2 separate regions of the Homo sapiens genome follow, and region 2 is linked to region 1. A link is an interaction called in ENCODE POLR2A ChIA-PET data of the cell type or tissue named here. Cell type or tissue: PC-3. All regions are shown on one strand. Links, peaks and the distances in the headings refer to the core of each region. The heading gives the core; the rest is flanking DNA.

Region 1 (6,513 bases), core at 649-5,648:
GGCAAGTAGATATTACCTTTGCACTAGTTATGACACTCATTATTTAATTTAAGGTTTCCTTGGGAAATGTAATGTCAGAGTACGGTTGAACTTAAGCCTCCCTTTTAAATCTGTTTTTTTTTTGTGTGTTTTTTTTTTTTAAGATTTCATGGGATGTCCTTTTGTCCCAAATTGAAAATATTTATTCTTTCTTTTTGTGATACTTTACTTGAAGGGAGCCCTGCTGTTGTTACTGGACTAAGTCAAACGCTAATGAATTCTGCTTTGCAACCTTGTCTTTCCTAATTATCTGGCCTTTCACCTCCCTCACCTGCCTTTGACCAACATTGGAAATTCTTAGATGTGATGAATTTGGCAGAGAGTCGCAGGATGTTTTTTATTATGTATTTATTTTATCAGAGTATATGATTGAACGACCAGAGCCAGAATTCCAAGACCTAAACGAAAAGGCACGAGCACTTAAACAAATTCTCAGTAAGATCCCAGATGAGATCAATGACAGAGTGAGGTTTCTGCAGACAATCAAGTAAGCAATTATTTGTTTTGTTTCTTCTTTTCTTAAAAGTACTTCCGAGGAACTACTCATCTACATTTTTTAATTTTGGTATGACTAACTTGAAATGCTTATTTGAAATAAAATCTCAAATTTTTAAATACCACATTTTATTAACTTTATGGCGTTTGGTTTCAGAGTACAGCATTTTTTAGAATGTTTAATTTTAAAACAACAATGAAATGTGCATAAACTGGAATGTAGTTTGAACTACATAAATGATGGGAAGATATAAATGTCAGATAAATGAATAGAGAAACTGGATATATCCTAGAGATTGGTAGTAAGATATACCAAAATAATTTTTATTTCAGAAATAGCAGCAGTCATTAAGGTAAGTAACGTACTCTTAGGCATGAGTAGTGTTTTCTAAGACTGACCAAATAGCCTCTAAATCCTTGCCTTTGGGGGATATAGGTTAAATAAGACCAAGAATACTCATGGGGCCAGAAGGCTGGCTGGTGAGCAGCAGCAAGAAGGGTCATCCTAGAGCAGTAGTTCTCAGACCAGGGACACTCTTCTGGAGTACAGTGAAGGGTGAGAGGGTAGGGGATTGAGTGAAAACATAATCCCTACATAAGTATCTTTAAACTAGAAAGTCTGATAATTTTCTTCAGCCTCAGTGGATAAAAAACAAAGAAAGCTGGGAATACTTGCAGTGTCACTATCAATGCATGGTTTTGGTGAAACCATAGGTAGATATTGCTGGGGAGAAAAGATTTAGCGCAGGTCTTTTTCTGGAAGAGGCTGTGACATATGTGGTAACTTTGAAGAACCTAAGGAGACTCACTTGGAATAAATAGTAACATTCATCTTTTGGAGTTTGGGCAGTGGGAGGAGTGGCAGCAGCCAGGCAGCCCAGCTTTGTGAAGGCCCTCAGCATGCCATGGCCCACATGCATCTGATATGCGCCTTCCCCACTTCCAGGATGCCCAAGAGGACGGTCAGCTCAGCTGATGGGACAGTGAGGGAAGATCCCAAAAGGAGATTGATGTGGTTGTCAGCTAAACCTGCTCTTTCAGTAGTGGAAATTGAAGCCCCAAAAGGTAGCAGGAAAAGATAAATCTTCAGGCAAAAAAGTGCAAACAAAAGAGAAAAGAGTAGGAAAGTGAAAACAAGCCAAAGTAGCTAAGAATAAAGATTTACCTGCAGAAAACAGAAAAACTAAAACTGAAGAGAGTCCAGCCTCTGAAGCAGGAGAGAAAGAAGCCCAGTCTGATTAATATCGCATACCATGTCTTATCAGTGGTTCCCCGTCTCTCTTCTTACATAATCCAGGAGAATATTTTTATCAACTATGTTGTAAATGCATGTTTTTTAGTAGCTCTAATGTTTTTTAATAGCTCTAGAAACATTTAAGGAGGGAATTCCACTGCATTCCATTTTTTAAGTGTAAATGCTTTTTTTTTTAAAGAGGTGAAATAATTTAATTTGCTGGTTATTTTTTGGTACAATGGGAAAATAATGTTGGATATTGAATTATGGGAAGCCTTGACTGTTATGGGTGTCAGCTTAACATTCCATAGATGGGTGGTTAGTTTTTATATCCCATAATATAAAGCATACTAAATGGCAAAGTGGAGTCGCAGTCCTGCATTTCATGTCTTGAACATTTTTAATTACTTCACTCTGTCACCCAGGCTGGACTGCAGTGGCATGATCATAACTTACTGCACCCTCAACCTCCTGGGCTCAAGCAGTCCTTCCACCTCAGCCTCCAGAGTAGCTAGGACTACTGGTGTACAACACCACACCAAGCTAATTTCTTTTTTTTTTTTTTAATTTTTAGTAGATAACCACATCTCCCTACATTGCCCAAGCTGGTCTCTAACCTCTGAGCTCAAGTGATCCTCCTGCCTTGGCCTCCCAAAGTGTTGGGATTACAGGAGTGAGCCACCACACCTGGCCTTAAATTACTTCTACTCTTCATGTTGTTTTTTAGTGGAATTGTTTCCTTGGGCAAACCACTCCTTGAGCCTGGCTCTACCTATCAGAATTGTGTGCACTCTGTAACATCTTTGGTCATGGTAGTCCTGTTTTTCTAATAACTTTGTTAATGTGCTGTGAAAGATTAAAGTATATAGTGTATATGCTATTAAATTGTGAATTGGTGGGACGTATGTGACAGCTTATCAACATTTGAAGGTACTGGTACTTGATAGCCTTTTAAGGTAATTTTGCCTCAGTTGTAAGCTGGAAAGTCACTGGAATAACTTTAGAGAATAATAATGATACGTGGCTTTTTAGATTTTGCAGTACATATGTTCAGAATTATGTACAAGTTGAAATGTCTGTGTACTGATCCTCAACACAACTGATGAAATCTCAATTATGAAAGAAAAAGAAAACATTCATCTTTTGAAAATAGTATTCTTTGTCATTCACATTGAGAAATGCTATTTTAGCTTGTTTGGATACCTAGCTAGTTTGGATACTCTCTTTTGAGTCACATAAAGAGAGGAATATGTCCCATAGAAAATAATGGTTCGTGATAGGTATGCAACCCAGCTATCAAGGAATGACCCTACTCTTTGACAATAATTAAGGGCCAGGAATATAAAAAAGGCTTTTAATTGAATAGCCAAAATCTGTGTCACAAGGGACAAACACTAAGGGTTTTTTTGTTTGTTTTGTTTGTTTGTTTTGTTTTTGAGACGGAGTCTTGCTCTGTCGCCCAGGCTGGAGTGCAGTGGCGCCATCTCGGCTCACTGCAAACTCTGCCTCCCGGGTTCATGCCACTCTCCTTCCTCAGCCTCCAGCGTAGCTGGGACTACAGGCGCCCGCCACCATGCCTGGCTAATTTTTTGTATTTTTAGTAGAGATGGGGTTTCACTGTGTTAGCCAGGATGGTCTCGATCTCTTGACCTTGTGATCCGCCTGCCTTGGCCTCCCAAAGTGCTGGGATTACAGGTGTGAGCCAACACGCCTGGCCTAAGGGTTTTGTATTTTACCTTTCCTATGGGAAAGCCCCAGCTTCCTTTTCTACTTTTAATATGTGAAGGAGGAAGATAATCAACTGTTCATGGAGTTTTATTTTTAATCTGGTACAAGTTGAGCATCCCTAATTTGAATATCAAATTCTAAATGCTCCAAAATCCAAAACTTTTTGAGCACCGTGACATGACACCATAAGTGGAAAATTCCACGTCTGACCTCATGTGATGGATGGGTTGTAGTCAAAACACAATCAAAACTTTGTTGTATGCACAAAATGTATGCATATATGGATGCACTTTATGAAACATAAATGAATTTCATGTTTATACTTGGGCCTCATCCCCAGGTCTAAAGACTTCTGGTCTCAAGCATTTTGTTTAAGGGATACTCGCCCTGTATAGTTAAAGTAAACATGTTTGGCCTGTAAAAGGATAAATTGTCAGTGATCCCAAACTTAGTTGTTTAGACTATTTATTTCTAAAGTTTTGAAATAATTTGGTAAGTTTTCATTTGCTTTGATAATCGTGTACTTGTTGATGAGCCATGACACATTTCTATGAAGATTTGACATTTAAAATAATATTTGCAGCAGATTTTGCTTCAGATCATCGAAGTAGGTTTATATAATCAATGTCATCTTAATAACAATCATTTATATAGGACTTATTATATGCTAAGCACTATTTTAATCACTTTACATTTATTTACTTATCACAACAACCCAGTAACAAGTGAGGAAATTGAAGCAGGCACAGAAAATTAGGTAAGGCCACAGAACTTACCTATTAAGTGGTAGAGCTGGATTTGAACCCAGGCAATCTAATGCCAGGTGTTCACTGCTGTTTCCCAATCACAGACTTCCAATGTTGATGTAATCTGGAGATTGAAAAATAGAGTTTCTGCCATTTGAAAGAAATGTGAAAAAGGATATTTTAACATAGAATGCCAGTACGTGAGAGAGATAACAGTATTGTGGTTGAAACTGGCATAGAAATGTAGGCCCAGAGCTCTCATCCTGTCACTTTGACATCCTCTTTCCCCCTACAGAGTCCCTGAGACATCTCTGCTAAACCGTCTGTGACTCTAGGGAGCTGCGGTTTGAAAACCACATTATTAGCAGCACATTTTAGTCATAAGGAAATTGAGCTTAAGAGTCTTGTCTATAGTCATTGACAGAGGCTTTCTTTAGGGTGTTGTTTTCTTTATGAGGGAGTAATAATACTTCAGTTCTGTTTTCTAGAGTGTACTAATTTAGCACAATTGAATTAAGAGTAATGGTGGCAATGAAAATTTACTTCCTAACCATTTGAGGAGGGATAATTTGCCCTGGCAAGTTTGTTGATATGTATGTTATTTCTGAGACTAAAATTCAACCACATATGAATAGCATAGATAGGCTAAAGTATAATTATTTGTATCACTGTCATATATTGGTACATTTTCATGTATGTTCTTACCATTATTAATTGACAAATTAGTGGATAAAATTGCACTAAAATAGAAAATGATTTCTTCTTCAGGCGTTTCTCCAATATTTTACTTTCTTATATCTAAGGTAGTTATCCCCTTTATTCATTTTAGCAACATTTTTCAATAAGCATATGTCATATACATATTACACCAAGTACTATAGGTGATGCTATAGATTGTATCAAAGTACAAGTAAAAAAGAATCCTGACAGCTAATAAATATTCAGGCAATTTTGAATATATTAGCAGACCTAGATTTGAATCTGTGTTCCAACATTTAGCTATGTAACCTTGGATATAAGTTGCTTAACTTCTGTCATTTTAGTTTGTGCCTCTGAAAATGAGGGTAATGACTTGTGAGAATTGAAAGAAATGATGTACATGAAGTGCCTAGCACAGAACCTAGCATACATTCAACAGTACATGCTATAATAACATTGTGAAATGAGGATTTTCCTCCCTTTTCTCAATGGAGTTGATAAGGAAAAATGATCCAGCAAATATTTCAAAAGGCCTTTTGATCAATGAATGTGTGTGCCTGAGTACATTTGAGCTATGCAAATATGTTATAAAATTAATTTGTATTTTTTTTGAAGTCCAATACATCTCAACTAATGGAAAACTAGTGGAGACTCGTGATTTAACAGACCAAAATAAAAAAGCCAGGCATTTATTTACTGTTTGTAATCTGCATTTGCATATTCTTAGGCTAAAATTCAGCAAGGTTTATTTGTTTTAAGTTAGGAGTTTTCATGAAGGGTTCAGAATAGATTTTTTCAGAGTTTTCCAGTCTAAACCAAACTCAACATAAAGCACAGGGATTCCCTTTCATTAGTGCATTTGCATAAATGCGTATCATGCAAATTTGGGTGGCATGATTAGAAACTCTACTTTTCTATTGCAGTTTTTTGATAAGATGTATGTTTACGTTTCATCTGAAGCCTTTGCCTTTCAGTGTAATGTTTCGCAAAGCTGCGCTATTAGGTTGGTGCAAATTGCTAAGTTCCTTCTCCTTCTACTCATACTATCTGCCTCTTATCACAGAATTCATCTGCACCAAGCCGCATTCATTAGTTATGCGATATTTATTTTACCCTCAAGTTTTTTCTCAGTTCTTTATCTGGTTAATTGTCTATAGTGGTTTTTTTGTCCTGGTATTTTCTCTCGTAGGAAACAAACTCTCTGGTAGTTACTAATATAATTTAGCTTCTCTATGTGCACACCTTGGTGCCATAAATGAAAATACTTTTCTGTGTACATATGGATAACATAATATTTGACATACATTGCTGCAGATTGTTTCTAGAGAACATTTTTTCTACAATTTGGTAGGCATTTAACAGTCTTTTGCCTCGTGTCCAAACAGAGGCTTAGGAATAAATGGCCTTGGTTGACAGAGAGCTCTGTTCCAATAAGGCATTAAACCTTAGCTCCAAGTTTTCAAACCTGACTCATCAGCAGTCACCTGAGGAGTTGCGCCTCCCCCCACCCCCTTTTAAAATAGAGATTTCCAGTATTTATCAGCAGGTCTTTCTTTTTTTGTCCAGCAAAAC
Region 2 (6,513 bases), core at 1,024-6,023, 160 kb before region 1:
ATCTGAAGGTGTCAAAGAAATCAGAGTCTCAGCCTCCCATAGTATCTGGCAGCCCACGATAGTATGGGGGCAATAGAAGCAGCAGGTGATGAGGATGAAGCAGACAGGATGGGACTGTGAGGAGAAAATCATGCAATGAGGCAGCAGCAATCTGTATATAAAATCTGTCAAGTACCAACCGAATGATGGCCAAGTCAGCAGATGACAGCATTAATGGATTAGACATAAGGTCAAATACTCTACACACACACACACACACACACACACACACACACAAACACACATACACACACACACACCCCTCTGCTCTGTATGTGCCTCCTGATTTTCAGATGCAACTGCAGAAAATATATCAGGGAATGAATCCTGAAATAAATGAGATTTATTTTTACCACCTGGTGCAATGGGCTTGAAATATAAATCAAGTTGACTTATGGAAAAAATATTACATTTCTTGCATTCTTGAGTTTAGGAGCTGCTATGCAAATATGTTGCACTATATCCCTGTTTATTTGTGTTTATTTCTCAAAAATATAGTTCTAGAAGTGAAATTGCTGGGTCACATTTTGGTGGGTACTACCAAATAGCTCTCCAAAATTACGTATATGTTTATTTTTCTGCTAACAGTATATAGGCCTTCCCTTTGCCTGATGCCTTTACTAGTGCTAGTCATTAGCTTCTAAATGTTCACTTATCTAAAATATTTCCTTTCATTTACTTCTTCAGAAATACTCTTTTGGTTTACTTCCAGAAAGGCTTGTCCAACAATAATTACATTTAGCTTGTATTACATTTAAATCCAATGTCATCAATTTATTTTTGTCATCTATTTCCTTTCCTTTTAGGAGACGTGGAATGGAAGTGGAAAACAGAGGACTAATAGTTATTAGGCGGATACTTGGAATTGGGAACATTGCAGGTAGTGTTTCTAATCCTAGTAACATTATGCCAGTGAGTCTCAATGTGTGGTCTCTAAACAAGCAGCATCTGCCATCACCTGAGCTACCTTTTTAGAAATGAAATTATTGGGTCACGTCATAGACCCATTGAATCAGAAAATCTGTGGAGGGCCCTGCAGTCTGCTTTCTTTTATTTATTTATTTATTTTTTGAGACAGAGTCTCTCTCTGTCACCGAGGCTGGAGTGCAGTGGCGTGATCTTGGCTCACTGCAGCCACCGCCTCCCAGGTTCAAGCGATTCTCCTGCCTCAGCCTCCCAAGTAGCTGGGATTACAGGCGCCTGCCACCATGCCCAGCTAATTTTTGTAGTTTTAGTAGAGACGGGGTTTCACCATATTGTCCAGGCTGTTCTCGAACTCCTGACCTTGTGATCTGCCCACCTCGGCCTCCCTAGGTGCTGGGATTACAGGCATGAGCCACTGCACCTGGCCTGCTTTCTCTTTTTACACGACCTCCAGGTAATAATGCCAATGTAGCCTAGAATTTGAGAACCACTGAATTATACCCATTTTATAGATGGGGAACTGAACAGAGAAGTAAGCAGCTTGCTCAGGTCATCAGCCATAGAATTTGGCCTGACTTCAAAGTCAGCACAATGCTTTCTCCTTGTGTACAAGCAAATTTTATTAGGAAATAATATGTCCAATGTAAGATTTGCTCCTGGGGGACAACAATATAGTAAAGTGTGACTATAGAACTCTGACAAAACCAAGAAGAAGCAGAAATCTGTAGTTATCCAGGTGGTTACTGACTGAGAATGCCAGGTTCCCAAAACTGGGAGAGACAGACGTTGCTGATGTATCAGCCTGCAATTGGGCCTGAAATGAACCTTGGGTCTATTAATCCTTTCATTCTCACGAAGAGGGCAGAAATGTGGAAAATAGACAGTATGCAGGGATAGGCCCATTATTTATGGGTTAGAATTACTGTAGTACTGAAAACGTAGTAAAAGACAGAATCAAATTTGAAAGAAGACAAATGTATTATATGCTAAAATTAGAGCATCTTTGTCAGAGATGTTTATTAGTTACTGAAATTTTTTGTTTATTTTTTCAGAAAGGAGAAAATACTGAAGGTTTTGTGGTAAAACATTCGGATCACAGAAGTGTATGAGAAATAGAGAGCAAAGGGCTCTCATTTTGGCAGAGGAGAGAGTACAGTATGACTCATTATTAAGTATATAAAAATAAATTCTATGAGTTGCAGATTCACCCTATTTCCCTTTGTGTACTCAGGCTGTATATAGGAATAACTGGCCACTGCTCGTTTGATTCAAGAATGTAACCTTGAAAATGGGGCCCAATGCATGGATCCCAAAATTCAAGGGCCCTTTGAATCTAGAGTTAAGGCAAAGACAAATTTGACTTTTTATATGTTCCCAAATGGCCAAAAGGGACTCCTGAGTTGAACTTCAGCAAAATGCAGTACTTTGCTTTTTCTGCTGAACCATATAACAACCAGAAAAAAAAAGTGATCAATTTAGCAGAAAGGAGTGTGGGTAGTAGTGTGTAATGCAGCAGTTCTCAAGCTTTAGTGTGCAAAGGAATCACCTAGAGGGCTTGTTAAACACAGGTTACTGGGCAAACTCCCAGAGAGTCTAATTTATTAAGTCTGAGGTGGTGCCTGAGAATTTGCTTTTCTCTAACAAGCTCCCAGGTGATGCCGATACTCTTAAGTACCACTCGTGAAGGGAAAAGAGTTTCGATTTGGAAATCAGAACACATATGTCCTTCTGCAAATCCTAACATATGATTACCAAGTGCCTTTGGACAAAATCACTTAACCTTTCTGATTTGTGATTTCTCCTTTGTCAATTATGGCTGATGATAGTAACACCAACGTAGTTAGGTTGTCACAATTGTTGGGAAAGCCAAATGAGTTGGTACAGGAGAGTTTGTGAATCCTAGTTAATAATGTTTCCTCTCCTTTACTTTTATAGTTTAAAAACAAAACTCCTTCATCCACAAGTGTATCTCCAGATGGTTCTGCCTTGCTTTTCTTGGGGCTGATTTAAGTCAAAGTAGATAAGCAGTCTATCACAATGATAAATTGGAAATTCTGGTAGACAGTGTTAGTGGCCTACACAATAGCCACCTCCTCCCCGTGTTTCTTGCTAACACAACATTAATTTTGTGGAAGAATGAGGTAGCTTTGTGCTCAAACATAGAGTCCCTTGCCTAGCCCAGGCCCATGACTCATGATTGGTCTATGCCTATCTTGGTAACCTTGGCTTTTTCTCATGTGAATAATGTTGAGAGGACCAAATTCATACATTCAGTAAATATTTATTTAATATCAAACACTGTTCTTTGTGTAGATGAATAAGAGTTACTAGTAGTCTGGAATGGTAGGCCCACATTAAATAATTAATAACTCAAATAATTTCTCCTGTGAAGAAAAAGCAGTCTGTGCAGTAATACTAAGTAATTGGAATCGTAACCTGCTCTGGGATAGAAGAGTGGAAATGGATCTCAAGGAAACATTTAAGTGGTACTTAAGCAAAGAATAAGGATGGATAGGAACAAAAATATTTTAAGCTTTAAGCTGTGAGATGAGAATAAGCCTTGTGCGCTATACAAATTGGAGAGATAAAGTGCAGTCAGATCACAAAAGATGTTATAGGTTATGTACAGACTTTAGCCAAAGAGAAAAGTGAAAAATCACTGAAAGATTTAAGCTGGTAGCCATTAGAGCACAGTGGGATTGAAAAAAAAATTACTCTAGCTGCCTGGGAAGAATGAATTGAAACTGGCCCAGGTGGGGATGTGTGAAACCCATTAACAGACACAACAAGAGGTGGTTGCAACTTGGACTAGAGCTGCTCTGTCCAATATTGTAGACACTAGCTACCTGTGGCTATTGAGTCCTTAAAATGTGTCCTGTCCAAATAAAGTTGTGCTTTAAGTATAAAATACATACCAGATTCCAAAGATTTAATAAGAAAAAAGTAAAATATCTAATTACTAACTTTTTTCATTGATGACATGTTAAAATGACAATATTTTGGATATGCTGATATCTTAATAAGATATCTTATTAAATTTGATTTTATCTGTTTTTCACTTTTTAAAATGTAATTATTGGAAACTTTAAGATTATATGTGCTACTCTCATGTATGGATTGCATTATATTTATTGGACAATGCTGATCTAGAGTTTGACAATACAGTTGGAAGGACATAGGCACATTTTAAAAGGGTTAAGGACACTAAGACTAAATTGACTAACTTGATGATTTATTGTGAAATACAGGACCATCAAGGATCATATGTCTAATCTCTATAAAAAATTGAGTGATAGATCATTTCTTGATATACTGAAAGCAGAGCTGGGTTGAAGAGAATATGAAAGCTAATGTGTTCTTGTTTGGTCATATTGAGTTTGATATTCCTCAGAAAAGCTATCTGAGCAGTACATGAGAATTTAGGAGTTGGCCAAAGATGGTAGATAAACCCATGGCAGTGGTTGAGTTCAAGGGGAAAATGACAATTTAAAGACAAGAGAAGGGGCTCATGAAGGAGCAGACAGAGGGTAGTAAGCAAACTAGGAAGGGGAATGTGTTATCAGAAGAAAAAGAAAGAGATATCACCGTATCAAAGGCTACTGAGACAAAAGCAGTAAAATGTGGAAAATTATTGTAAGTGAAATTTAGTAGTGGACACATGGTAGTTCATTCCTACTATTCTCTCTATGTTTGTGCATATTAAAATTCCTATAATGTGAAGTTGCTGTTGAATTTTCTAGAGACTGAAAAAGATAGGGGCTGAAACATGTTCTTTGGGGAAAATTAAATGAAATCACCCATAAATTTCTATCAGCTTCACATTATACATATTTACAGCTCAATTAATTAAATAATACAATAGATGCAAATCTTAAGACTCAAGGAGGCTTATCTAATAAAATATACATTATACATATTCTTTCTCCTATGGCAGTAACTGTTTTTTTCATGTAATTTGAGAAGGGGAAATGTAAGAAATGCAAGTACTCATTATACATAGGTGAGCAAGAGGATAAGAATAAGTTGTGATCATGTTGAATTTTTATTCATTTTCACTGACCTAAGGAGGAATAAGACATGTAGACATAAAACTGACATTTTAATAACTTGGATGATAACATGCAGAAGCTTAAATCAAAAATAATATATTCCAGTCTCATGGTTTCCTATTAAGATTTTAGCCAGCAAAGAGTAAGAATTGGCTAAGTCTTTGTGCATGGTATCATGTAATTATTTTGCTTATAAATTCAAATTCCTGGAATTGTAAGTAAAACAATTTTAAATGACAGGAATTAATATATCATGTCCCAGAATGCTTTTCTTCACTAGGCTGGGATTTTTAAGAGCAGTAAAAATAAGAAAAATCAACAGCTCATATTAGATTGCACTGAAATTTTTAATACAATGTAAATGCTAGGAAAACTTATTCCTAAAATCTGTTTAAAATGTACTAGAAATATATTTTTGTGGAAAAATAAATTCTTTTGAGTTTGGAAAGAGAATAGAACATTTATAAACAATATCCAAAATATATAAGAAACTAAAACTACTGTATAACAACAAAAAACAAATAACCCAATTAAAAAATGAGCAAAAGACCTGAATATACATTTCTTAAAAGAAGACAGGCAAATGGCCAAGAGATCTATGAAAAAATGCTCAACATCACTAATCATCAGGAAAATGCAAATCAAAATTACAATGAGATACCACCTCACTCCAGTCAGAATGGTTACTATCAAAAACTCAAATGATAACAAGTGTTGATGAGGTTCTGGAAAAAAGAGAACCCTTACACACTGCTGGTGGGAATGTAAATTAGTACGTCCATTATGAAAAAACAGTATGGGCTGGGTGTGGTGGCTCACACCTGTGGTCCCAGCACTTTGGGAGGCCGAGACAGGAGGATCACGAGGTCAGGAGATCGAGACCATCCTGGCTAACATGGTGAAACCCCATCTCTACTAAAAATACAAAAAAAAAATTAGCCGGGCATGGTGGTGGGCGCCTGTAGTCCCAGCTACTTGGGAGGCTGAGGCAGGAGAATGGCATGGACCCAGGAGGCGGAGCTTGCAGTGAGCCGAGATCACGCCACTGCACTCCAGCCTAGGCGACAGAGCGAGACTCTGTCTCAAAAAAAAAAAAGGAAAAAAAAAGTATGATTATTTCCTATAAAAATTAAAAATAGTACAACCATGTGATCTGGCTATCCCAGCATTCCTTTGGGTATGTATACAAAGGGCGGGGGGGAAATGTACATTCAAGGGATATCTGCCTCTGTTTATTGCAGCACTATTCACAGTAGCCAACCTAAATATTTATCAACAGATGAAGAAAGAACGTGTGGCATAATACAAAATGGAATACTATTCAGCCACAAAAAAGAATGAGATCCTGTCATTTGTGGCAGCGTGGATAAACCTGGGGGATATTAAGTAGAGTAAAATAAGCCAAGCAAATACCATATGATCACATTCACAAGTGAATATAAAAAGTTGTTCTCATAAAGTAGAGAGTGTAGAATAGTGGTTACCAGAGGATGTGGAGGGT

The links. ChIA-PET counts read pairs that join two places held together with the same protein. Peaks named below come from ENCODE experiments on the same cell type or tissue, not always from the same donor. Only the 100,000 strongest peaks of a DNase experiment are listed, where the experiment ranks them.
Region 2: POLR2A ChIA-PET joins it to region 1 with 5 read pairs; 3 of 35 experiments call an interaction of 5 or more read pairs at or near these places.

The regions. Positions count from the first base shown.
Region 1 is chr3:167,689,609-167,696,121 of GRCh38, reverse strand. It overlaps PDCD10 (programmed cell death 10), which reads left to right. Exons shown (of 9, transcript NM_007217.4): 6 at 400-526. It also overlaps the pseudogene HMGN1P8. Among named protein-coding and RNA genes, the nearest start is that of WDR49, 39 kb to the right of the region's middle. RefSeq lists a silencer at 4,446-4,585. In PC-3, for the core only: no CTCF peak of the experiment used is centred there; no DNase peak of the experiment used is centred there.
Region 2 is chr3:167,848,015-167,854,527 of GRCh38, reverse strand. No RefSeq gene overlaps it. Among named protein-coding and RNA genes, the nearest start is that of SERPINI1, 120 kb to the right of the region's middle. In PC-3, for the core only: no CTCF peak of the experiment used is centred there; DNase peaks (open chromatin) are centred at 2,137 and 3,147; H3K4me3 peaks cover 1,070 bases; H3K27ac peaks cover 3,139 bases.